Regions from separate parts of the Homo sapiens genome. Here region 1 is linked to region 2. A link is a contact called in ENCODE POLR2A ChIA-PET data. All regions are on one chromosome and are shown on one strand. Each heading gives the region's core, a stretch centred on a gene start or an enhancer-like site at or near the end of the contact. The rest is flanking DNA. Distances are from core to core; before and after follow the strand shown.

Region 1 (6,114 bases), core at 3,151-5,650, 110 kb before region 2:
AATAAAATTTCATGAAACTGGACATGTTCAGAATAATACTTCAAATTCCAGAAAATGCTTTACATTTTGCAAAGTGTGAGTCTTTAAAAGAAGACTTGAAACCCCACAAGCAGAGTGTGACAATTAATGACTTTGTAGTAAGTTTCATTAAAAACTAGTACTGGTCTTACAACTCTAGCCAAAATGTAGGTGTGATAGGCAGCTTTTTTTTTTTTTCTGAGACTGAGTCTCACTCTGCCGCCCAGGCTGGAGTGCAGTGGCACAATTTCAGCTCACTGCAACCTCCGCCTCCTGGGTTCAAGCAACTCTCCTCCCTCAGCCTCCCGTGTAGCTGGGACTACAGGCGCCTGCCACACCTGGCTAATTTTTGTATTTTTAGTAGAGACAGGGTTTCACCATGTTGGCCAGGCTGGTCTTGAACTCCTGACCTCAAATGATCCACCCACCTCAGCCTCCCAAATTGCTGGGATTACAGGAGTGAGCCACCGCACCTGGCAGTAGGCAGAATTCTAAGATGGTTCCTGTTACTGGGAGATTTGTATCCCTGGTCCCCAAAATTAATGTGTTGAGATCCTAAACCCCAGTATCTCAGACTGTGACTTTATTTGAAGATAGGGCCTTTCAAAGAGGTAATTAGGGTAAAATAAGGTCACAGGGGTGGGTCCTAATCCAATATGACTGGTGTTCTTATAAAACAAGATTAGGACACAGAAATGCAAGAGCAAAGACCATGTGCATTACAAAAAGGCCAGACCCCTCTTTCTCTGGCCAGGTTGGTTAAGACACACACTCTTGCCCTGACCTTGGCTCCCTCCATGGTTTTGGAATCTAAAGCTGGTGAGTCGAAGAAGCAGGGAGAGTAGAGAAGCTGCCCGCCCATGATGCCTGAAATCAGGCTGGACTTCAACACCAGGATAAAGGCATGCCATAGCTAACAGCACAGTGAGGGAGTCAGATGCATGGGCCCTGCTACCAAACTGCCTGGGTTTGGATCCCTGCACCACCTCTGACAAGCTATGTATCTGATGCTAGATATCCTAGCAACAGACAGGTAAATCTTGGACATTACAATTTTCCTCAACACAGCAGAGTGAGCTGTTCAAATTGTAAGCCAGATCATGTCTGTCTGCTCAAATCCTGCAGTGGTTCCTTTTTTTTTTTTTTTTTGACATGGAATCTTGCCCTGTCACCCAGGCTGGAGTGCAGCAGTGCAATCTCGGCTCACCACAACCTCTGTCTCCTGGGTTCAAGTGATTCTCGCGCTTCAGCCTCCCAAGTAGCTGGGGTTACAGGCACATGCCACCACACCCGGCTAATTTTTGTATTTTTAGTACAGATGGGGTTTCACCATGTTGGCCAGGCTGGTCTCGAACTGACTTCAAGTGAGCCACCTGCCTCGGCCTCCCAAAGTGCTGGGAATACAGGCATAAGCCACTGAGCCCGGCCAATGGTTCTCTTTTCATTCAGAGAAAACAACCGAAGTCCTCACAGTGACCCACAGATCATATCTGATCTCTTCTCTCTGTCTCTCTCACTCACACTCACACACACAGCTTTTATTTATTTTTATTTATTTATTTTTTATTTTTTGAGACGGAGTCTCTATCTGTCGCCCAGGCTGGAGTCCAGTGGCGCGATCTCGGCTCACTGCAAGCTCCACCTCTCAGGTTCACACTGTTTTCCTGCCTCAGCCTCCCAAGTAGCTGGGACTACAGGCACCCGCCACCGCACCCGGCTAATTTTTTTTTTGTATTTTTAGTAGAGATGGGGTTTCACCATGTTAGCCAGGATGGTCTCGATTTCCTGACCTCGTGATCTGCCCGCCTCGGCCTCCCAAAGTGCTGGGATTACAGGCGTGAGCAACCGCGCCCGGCCACACACAGCTTTTATAACCTCCACTCATACCAATCTTCATTTGCTTGCTCTGCTTTTCCCTCCATGACCTTCGTGCTCTTTCTTAAGCCTGCCCAGCATACTCCCACCTGCTATGGGTTGAATTGTGTCCCCTAAAAAGATATGTTGAAGTCCTAACTCCCTATACATGCTATACATGTGAATGTGACCTTGTTTAAAAATAGGGTCTTTGCAAATGACCATCTAATCAGGCCAACTTTGCAGGTGACCTCATCTAATCAGGTTTAGAATAGGCCCTAAATCTAATCTCTAGTGTACTTATGACACATATAGATACACAGAAAGAACACCATGTGACCATAGAGGCGAGCCTGGAGCAATGTGTCCACAAGCCAAGGAATGCTAGGGGTTGCTCACAAGGATCAGAAGGTAAAAGAAATAAGGAATTACTCCAGGTGTGGTGGCTCATGCCTGTAATCTCAGCACTTTGGGAGGCCAAAGCGAAAGGATTGTTTGAGCTCAGGAATTCAAGACCAGCCTGGGCAACGTAGTGAAACCCCATCTCTTTTACAAAAAAATTAAAAATTAGCTGGGCATGGTGGTATGCACCTGTTCCCAGCTACTCAGAAGGCTGAGGCAGGGGGATCTCTTGAGCCCAGAAGATCAAGGCTGCAGTGAGCTATGATCGTGCCACTGCAACTCCAACCTGGGCAACAGAATGAGACTCTCAAAAAAAAAAAAAAAAAAAAAAAAGAAAGAAAGAAAGAAAAAAAAGGGAATGAACAGACTCTCTTCAGAGCCTCCAAAAAAGCACCAATACTGCTGACACCTTGATTTCAGACTTATAGCCTCCAGGACTGGGAGAGAACAAATTTCCATTGTGAATCCCCCAGCGTGGTACCTTGGGAAACTAATACACCACCACCTGCCTTTACCTTAGCTGTTCCTACTACCTGCAACATCCATCTTCCAAACATCCAGATAACTTGCCCACCTCCGTCAAGGCTTTGCCAAGTACCCTTTTCAAAACTGCTGCTTCTGACACCTGTGCTGACAACCCCCTTACCCTGCTCTAATCTATTTCAGCACTTATCACCTTCTAACATCCTATAGTTTATTATGTTTATTGTTTTGATCATCATCTATTGTTAGAATTTGAGCTCCGTAATCATATGGAATCTTTATTTCTTTCACTGAGGACCCTGTATGCCAAACAGTGTAATAAAAAAAAATAAAGAACAGTGAATATCATGAAAGACAAGACAGTGGTTACCTTTGAAGGGAGAGAGGGGGCTGTGATTTGGAAGGTACATGGTGGCTTCTGACTTGCAGGCAGTGTTCTATTTCTTAACCTGGTTAGCAGCTTTAGAGATAATTGCCTTCTCATTATTTGTTAAACTGTACATTTATGTTTATGCATCTTTCCTTGTGTGCTATTTTCACAAGAAAAGGAAGCCTCAAGAATTTTCACATTTCTTCCATGAGGAAAGGGAGATTTATTGCTTTAAAATATTGTTTATAAAAATGTTGTAAGTGGCCAGGCCCGGTGGCTTGGCTCACGCCTGTAATCCTAGCACTTTGGGAGGCCGAGGCCGGTGGATCACGAGGTCAAGAGATCGAGACCATCCTGGACAACATGATGAAACCCCCTATCTACTAAAAAATATAAAAATTAGCTGGGTGTGGTGGTGCACACCTGTAGACCCAGTGTCCCCGTAATCAGTCGGTTCTTGGTCTCGCTGAATGAAGCCACAGACCCTTATGGTGAATGTCACAGCTCTTAAAAGCAGCGCATCTGGAATTGTTCATTCCTTCCAGTAGGTTCGTGGTCTCGCTGGCTTCAGGAGTGAAGCTGCAGACCTTCATGGTGAGTGTTACAGCTCCTAAAGGTGGCGCAGGCCCAAAGAGAAAGCAGCAACAACATTTATTCCAAAGATCAAAAGAACAAAGCTCCCATACCATCGAAGACAACCCAAGCAAGTTGCCGCTGCTTGCTCTGGTGGCCTGCCTTTATTCCCTTATCTGACCCTACCCACATCCTGCTGATTGGTCCATTTTACAGAGAGCTGATTGGCCCATTTTACAGAGAGCTGATGGGTCCGTTTTGACAGGGTGCTGATTGGTGCGTTTATAAACCTTGAGCTAGACAGAGTGGTGATTGGTGCATTTACAATTACTTAGCTAGACACAAAATTTCTCCAAGTCCCCACTGACTAGCTAGACACAGAGCGCTGATTGGTGCGTTTACAAACCTTTAGCTAGACACAGAGCGCTGATTGGTGCGTTCACAAACCTCTAGCTAGACACAGAGTGCTGACTGGTGCATTTACAATCCTTTAGCTAGGCTGAAAAGTTCTCCAAGTCCCCACCCATCCCAGAAGCCCAGCCAGCTTCACCTCTCACTGGCACGCTGGCACTCGCCGGGACTTTGCGTCACCCAGCCTGGGCACTCCGGTAGCCCAGAAGGAGCTCATCCCGAGATCAAGCCCAGCAGGAACCGGCCGCCGCGCCCAGTGCGGGGCCAGCCGAGCCTGCGCCCACCCGGAACCCGCGCCGGCTAGCGAGCGCCTTGCGCAGCCCTGGCTCCGCCCGCGCGTTTCTCTTCACACTTCCCCGCGAGCACAGGGAGCCGGCTCCGGCCTCGGCCAGCCCCAGAGAGGGGCCCTCATAGCGCAGCGGCGGGCTGAAGGGCTCCTCGAGTGCGACCAGAGCGGACGCCAAGGCCGAGGAGGCGCGGAGAGTGAGCGAGGGCTGGTAACACGTTGTCACCTCTCACCAGCAACTCAGGAGGCTGAGGCAGGGTAATCGCTTGAACCTCGGAGGGGGAGGTTGCAGTGAGCCAAGATCGCGCCACTGCACTCCAGCCTGGCGACAGAGCAAGACTCTGTCTCAAAAAAAAAAAAAAAAAAAAAAAAAGTTGTAAGCTGGCAGCAGTGGTGTACACCTGTAGTCCCGCCTACTCAAAAGGCTGAGGCAGGAGAATTGATTGAGCCCCGGAGTTCAAGGTCAGCCTGGGCCGCATAAAAAGGCCGCATCTCTAAATAATAATAATAATAATTGTAAGTTCAATGATTACAGATTCGAAAAGTACACTTGGAGTTCATAATTCTCCAAAAGAGAAGCTACAAAGCAGCAACATGCCACACGTAGCTGCTGTTAAGGACTGAATTGTGCCCCCTCAAAATTCATTCGTTGAAGCCCTAACCCCTAATGTAATTATATTTGAAGATAAGGCCTTTAAGGAGGTAATTAAGACTAAATGAGGGGCGGTTGCGGTAACTCACGCCTGTAATCCCAACATTTTGAGAGGCTGAGGTGGGCGGATGGCTTGAGCCCAGGAGTTCGAGACCAGTCTAGGCAACATAATGAGACCCCGTCTCTACTAAAATATTTTAAAATTAGGCTGGGCACAGTGGCTCATGCCTGCAATCCCAGCACTTTGGGAAGCCGAGGCAGGCGGATCATTTGAGGTCAGGAGTTTGAGACCAGCCTGGTCAACATGGTGAAATTCTGTCTCTACTAAAAATACAAAAAAAAAAAAAAGGTAGCTAGGCATGGTGGCACATGCCTGTCGTCCTTGCTACTCAGGAAGCTGAGGCAGGAGAATCACTTGAACCCGGGAAGTGGAAGTTGCAGTGAGCCGAGATCACACCACTGCACTCCAGCCTGGGCAACAGAGACTCCATCTCGAAATAAATAAATAAATAAATAAAATAGCCAGATGTGGCAGTTGCGTGCCTGTAGTCCCAGGTACTTGGGAGGCTGAGGTGGGAGGATTGCTTGAGCCCCAGAGATTAAGGCTGCAGAGAGCTATGATGGCACCATTGCACTCTAGCTTGGGTGACAGAGCAAGATCCTGTCTCAAGGAAGAAAAGAAACCTTGCATCTGGTATGAAATGTTAGACAGAGTTTTGGGGTAGAGTTGGGAAGACAAGTGGTGATCTGAGGTTGGCCCCAGAAAAACCACAGTCCCCATTATCCAGGAAGATGGTTCTGAACACCACTTAGGCTTCTGAGGTCCTTTTTTTTTTTTTTTCTTTTTTTTTGAGACATAGTCTCGCTCTGTTGCCCAGGCTGGAGTGCAATGGCACAATCTTGGCTCACTGCAACCTCTGTCTCCAAGGTTCAAGCAATTCTGCCTCAGCCTCCCGAGTACCTGGGATTACAGGCACCCACCATCACGCCCAGCTGACTTTTCTATTTGTATTTTTAGTAGAGACAGGGTTTCACCATATTGGCCAGACTAGTCTTGAACTCCTG
Region 2 (5,889 bases), core at 3,327-5,826:
CGCCGAGGACGCCCGGGGCTCGAGAGCAGGTAGTCCCGTAACATCGGGGCGCCGCGCCGGGACGCGTCCCCGCCCGGCTCCGCCAAATGGTGAGCGCGGCGCTGGCAGCAGGGCCCGCGGGGTGAAGGCGCTCATGGACGGAAGACCCCTGGCTCTATAAGCTGAATTATGGCAGCCCAGTCAAGGTAAGCCGTGCACCGGAGAAACTTTTCAAACGCGTTCGTGGCGAGGGGAGCTGAAGGTTGCGGGGGAGGGCAGGGTGCGGGGAAGGAGACGGACAGGAAGCAGCTTTGTCATTGCCTTCTCATCATTCCCGAGGCTGTGGCTTGACTAAATGTCAGATAAAAAGCAGTTTGGAGAACATGCTGGACAATTTCTGCACAGCGGAGAGAGGGATGGAGTTAAAGTGAAGATTAAAGTTAGATAGCCCCCTTCTTCCCCCAGAACTGTTATTTTCCGGGACATTAAGTTGATTTCACTTGTCCGCCCTTGCCCAAATTTCCATTTAGATTCTTTGTGCGCCTACCCCTCGGTTTTCTGGATTTCTTGCTGTTGTCTCGAGGGGAAGTTTAGAAATACGATTAATGTAAAACATAGTTCACCTTGGAGAGGGTGGGTGAGAATTTGCCTGGTGAGTGAAAATTTTACTGCTAGAATGTACGATTCCACATAAAACGGCCCCGCTTACGTGAATCTGCTGAGTAGGCAAAGACCGGGAACGCGCCGGGGTGGTGAAGGGGAGAGAGGATAATGAACTGCAGTTGCTGTCAGAGGAGCGCTATTGTAAGAACCTGAAGCCCCGTCTTTCCATGGTTTGTTACTGTTTTTGTAATGAGCGTTGAAGAAGAGTGATGACAAGGCATTAGTGATTATTATGAGATCCAAACTGTTCTGTGCGATTTTATTTTAGTTTTGACAGCAGTTGGTGCTAAGGGAGACTTAGGAGTTATATATACATTCTCTTTCAACTGTGTTTTGCTAGAAAGCAGTTTGGTCTCACATATTTAAAGTAGTAGGGTTCTTCAAGCTGATATTTGATGTAGAACAGTGATTTTGGGAGGTCTCAGAAGACTTAACACGTCTGAAGACTCAGATCATGGAGAGAAATGGATGTTAAATGTTCATGTTTGGGCTGGATGAGACAATGTTTTTTTCCTACGAAATAGAACTTTCTAGGAAGGAAAGAGCTTCTCTGTATAAAGTACCTCCTATGTGCTACCTGCTTTTTATATTTCTTCTTCTCAACACAGTGGTTTATCCTCTGCTTCCATTTTATTGAGTTTTAAGAAAGTGGTTCTTAATCTGGGGCCAAGTAGTAGAACTTGGATGAGAAACACAAGTTGTGTCTCTATTTTTGTTAACCTCTAGCTGAAATTTAGTGTTTTTTTTTTTTTTAAGTAGGACTAGAGATAAAACTATAGTACCAGTCCTTGTGATGTTATCACAATAGAAACTATATGTCTTTTCATAATCTTAATACAATTGTTGCAGATGTCTTCAAACACCTTTTGTGCTCTCCACTCAGGAAATTAAGGAACTGCTTTATCTTGCTTAATTCAGTAGTAAAGAAAAACACTACTGTACCATTGATTTCTTTTAAATATTTTAATAGGTGCTTGTCTATATAATCTGGTACCTTTGTATTCTTATGTATTTTATTTAATGTATTTAAAAACATTTTTCTGATAGTGCTGTTATTGTCAGACTGCTACAGAGGTCCATGGCAGAAAATTAAGATTAAGATACCTTGATCTAAGAAGTTAGTAAATGCTGTGTGACAGATCTCAGTAATATAGCGCAGGGATTTGTACCCAGGTGTGAGAGATTCAATGCCAGCGCTCTTAAACTAATGATAAAAATAAAATGAGACACAAGCTAAATTGGACACTGCTGTGTGCCAGGCACAGCATTAAGCAGCTTTAATTGGATTAGCTCTGACTCTTCTCAGGCACCTAAATGGGTAAGTACTTTTATTATCCACATTTGTTAGTTGAGGAAACTGAGGTCCAGCCTGGCTGTTTCTTGCCTGAGGTCACAAAGGTGGAGCAACGCCTGACTCCAGATCTGCTTTGCACACTTCCTCCCTTATGCTTCCTCTTTAATGCTGAGGTGAGATGTTAAAGGGAGCTGCCAAGCCTCAGTATAACAGTACAAAGAATGATTCCTGCTAAAATTGGTTGTTTGTAATATGTAATAATCCTGAGTTATCAGTGTGGTGGTTCAACTTGCCAGCAATTAAAATAGGAGAATTGTGCTTATTTCTGATCCTCTACCCCACCTTCCGACATGCCCTGGAACTAGGAACAAAGCCACAAGACTGTTATGTCTGTTGTTTTCTTAGTCTGTGTGTTGGGAGTATATCTCACATTTTGTAAATGTGCATTTTCTTTGGTTACACCTGGAATGTGGTCCAAGCTCATTCAGATAATTGTGCTCTGTGGGAGAGAAGGTAATCTTTGAGATCCAAAGAGAATATATGGAGAAGATTCAAGATATTTTGGGATTTCAGGGAAACTCTAAAGCTGGGCCACGTTGCCCTGAGTAATGCTAAGAGAAACCAAAACATCACCTGTGATGTAAAATCTCAGGTAGTGAAATCTTGACCATGTACTACTACACATTAGTGTTTGTTTGCTCTTGAGACAATTAATTTAGACCGACAGACTCATTGTACTTACAGATTTGTAGCTCAGTGTTTAAGCACACCAGTTTCTTTGTTCATTGTTTAGTTTGATTCCTGATTTGTTATTGATGGGTGATATATGACTAATTTTTTATGCAAATGGATTAGGCGGTGTATTCCCATCCCTGTAGTTCACTCCTTAAGACAAGATACTGTCTCCCACATTTTAGTCTCCCCTACATAAGCTAGAAGTACTTTGAATTGAGAGATTACCTAAGTATTTCTTGGCTTGTGGACTTTTATAAATTAAGGCTGTGTTAAAACCTAAGAGTAGGAAATTTGTTTTGTGGCTGATTTCTTCTCTTAAAGCTGGAAGACATTTCTTGACTAAAATGCAATTAAATGCTTTTAAAATTTAGATTTTTGGGGGTCATATTTTGAAAACAATAAGTATTTGGTTTATTGTATTCCTAGAGTTGAGAAAGGTGGTCACTGAGAAATGTCTTGTCAAAGCGGATTGTATGCTGTGTCTGGGCTCTCAGATAAGTGTGTGCTTTCTTTGGAACCTATAAACATAACAGACACATTGAATATATACTTCCTTGTGGAAATTGCAACAAACTTGCTTTCTTTGATGTGAAATAGTTACAGAACATGGCTTTAGTTACTGGACTCTGATGGAAAGTGCATCCAGACTATTTTATAGAAGTATAAAAACTAGCAACTAGTAAACCTAACAGTTTATAGACATATTTTTTTCCTGCAAGAATTAACAGTGCTTTATACTGAGGAGTGGTGTTGATGGATACAGTAAAAAGGAGGACTTTGCCTGATTCCCACCTCCGCTAACCCTCTCATTGAAGCAGATCCCTGAATTCTAGAAAGGAAAATATACATACCTTCAAATACTATCAGGGATTAGCCAGTTTAAAAAAATCACCTGGGCCGGGTGTGGTGGCTCACGCCTGTAATCCCAGCACTTTTGGGAGGCCGAGGCAGGCGGATCACGAGGTTAGGAGATCCAGACCACTGTGAAACCCCATCTCTACTAAAAATACAAAAAAAAATCAGCCGGGTGCGGTGGCGGGCGCCTGTAGTCCCAGCTACGCGGGAGGCGGAGGCAGGAGAATGGCGTGAACCTGGGAGGTGGAGCTTGCAGTGAGCTGAGATCGCACCACTGCACTCCAGCCTGGGTGACAGAGTGAGACTCCGTCTCAAAAAAAAAAAAAAAAAAAGAAAAAAAAAATCACCTGATGCCACCTGAGAACCCCTGGCCCTTCTCCACCCTGGGGCAGGGGTGTATGCATGGGAGTAGGGGAGTTGAACTTGCTTCTTTGGGAGAGTTGAATCTGGTGGCTGAGCACGGAGCTTCTCAAAAGAAAGGATTTATAGACAAACTGCAGTAGGAAAGTATGTTCAGTCAACTCTCCCACAGTTTTTAACTTTTGAATTTGTCTAAAATTAATGAAGCTTTGAAAAATCAATAAAGAAGCAAAGTCAGATTGTGCCCAAGATTTATATGAAGCTGGTTTTTGGTGGATCTCTTTGACTCTAGGGAGGGAAAGTTTTCCATTGCAAAAAGCAATGCTCTTAAACTGGTATAGATCCAGTTTTGCCCTGCCCTATGCCCCGTCTCTGATTTTTGAGCTAGTGATTACCTTGGAAGAAAATTCATGAATGCAAAGCAGCTTTGATTAAAAATGAGCCATTATCAAAGAGAATACTGTGGTTTTGGAAAGTACAGTTCAAAGAAGAGATTTTGGGATGGAAATAATTTATGTAGTATTTTGATCCATTGAATATTCTCACTTTTTCCTTCTTGTGACACCATTGTAAACAGTGTCCTTGACAGAAGAGAAACACAAACAGGTCTCTTAAGTGATTTCTTTCTAGTTCATCCTGAGAGCCCAGTTGAGCTTCCTGACTCACAGTCTAGAGCTGCTTCCATGATAAAGACTGAAGGAGCGGTGAGTCATTTTTTAAAGTCAGCTGATTTATGGGGATGTTGTTGTTTTGGCAAAACTAACTCAAGTGATCTCTCGAGATTTTGCTGGATTTTATACCATACCGTGAAAAGATATTCCATAGCTGGATTTACACTCTTGAAAATGGGGTTTTTGTGCGTGCTGCATCTAAAAATTTTAAATTTCAATTACATTCAGGAATAAAATATTATGGATGAGAGAGAAATCTACTTTTTCATCTTGGTTCTGTCATTTATTTCTTGTGAGCCTCCAAATCTATTTTTTACATAATACCTGTAAGAGAGAGGAGTTATAAAGCTGGTTTGTTAACTGTTGCTTTGAGGTATATATAAACTTAGTTTTCTGTTAGCAAACTTCTCCATTTCATTTCTTGTTTTTTTTTTTTTTTGTATAACTATACATATTTTAGTAGAGATGGGGTTTTCAACATCTTGGCCAGGCTGGTCTCGAACTCCTGACATCAGGTTTCTTTTCCAAGATAGGCAAATAAACTTATTCTAATTCTGTATGTGAGATATAGTGGAAATACAATATGCACCTCTAGGACAAAGTTTCTTGGAGACATGCTTCTTGGCTCAGAAATAGAAACATATAGTGAGGCTAAGTATAATCTCTTTGTTGTGGTTGGTTCAGTTACGTTTTATTGATATAGAGTGAGTACATAACTTTTACGGGTTAAATGATTACCAATCGTTTTTACTTAAATGTAAAAACTGGGGGAGCTGAAGTAGTATTTTCTGTCTCCTTCAGATGGTCCTCAATTCATTTTATTATGAATATAAAGTGTTCATTTGCTCATTTGCTCAAAATAACACAGCAGGTAGAATGCACAGTGTCTTGCTCAAGTACAAATGTATCAGATGAACTTTAGATTTACACTTCAGGAGAAAATATGTATAACTTTTGGTGCTAATGCCCCAGGGAACTAAAAGTAAAGATTAACTTTAAAACCATGCAAATTGCTGACTTTCTGTGTCTTGGCAGTGATCAGTGTTGAGAATCCCTCCCCTGTGCAAACTTTTTCCTTTTCTTATCTGTTCACAGTGAGTTAAAGCTTAACCTGATGGCCACAGAGCCAACAGACCTGGCATCTTGAAAGTCTTGTTCTCTGCTGAATGTCTGTTTTCTTGTGTTAGTTTATTGGCTTTGTTTTTAATTTAACCAGATTGAACTGCTATCAAGTTCTTTTTTTTTTTTTTTTTTTTTTTTTTGGGAGACGGAGTTTCGCTCTTGTTGCCCAGGCTGGAGTGCAATGGTGCGATCTCGGCTCACAGCAACCTC

What was found. ChIA-PET counts read pairs that join two places held with the same protein, here RNA polymerase II (POLR2A).
Region 1: POLR2A ChIA-PET joins it to region 2 with 20 read pairs in BJ. The contact joins two enhancer-like sites. POLR2A ChIA-PET finds 5 or more read pairs at or near these places in 18 of 52 experiments (AG04450, B cell, BJ and 15 more).

Annotation. Positions count from the first base shown.
Region 1 is chr4:86,899,836-86,905,949 of GRCh38, forward strand. It overlaps a transcript of C4orf36 not described here. Among named protein-coding and RNA genes, the nearest start is that of C4orf36, 10 kb to the left of the region's middle. Within about 2 kb of position 4,401, at least 15 of the 41 ENCODE cell types and tissues checked have a DNase peak (open chromatin) inside an H3K27ac peak, as active enhancers do.
Region 2 is chr4:87,007,240-87,013,128 of GRCh38, forward strand. All of the region lies in intron 2 of AFF1 (ALF transcription elongation factor 1), which reads left to right. Among named protein-coding and RNA genes, the nearest start is that of AFF1, 75 kb to the left of the region's middle. RefSeq lists silencers at 558-852, 2,000-2,049 and an enhancer at 5,866-5,889. Within about 2 kb of position 4,577, at least 13 of the 41 ENCODE cell types and tissues checked have a DNase peak (open chromatin) inside an H3K27ac peak, as active enhancers do.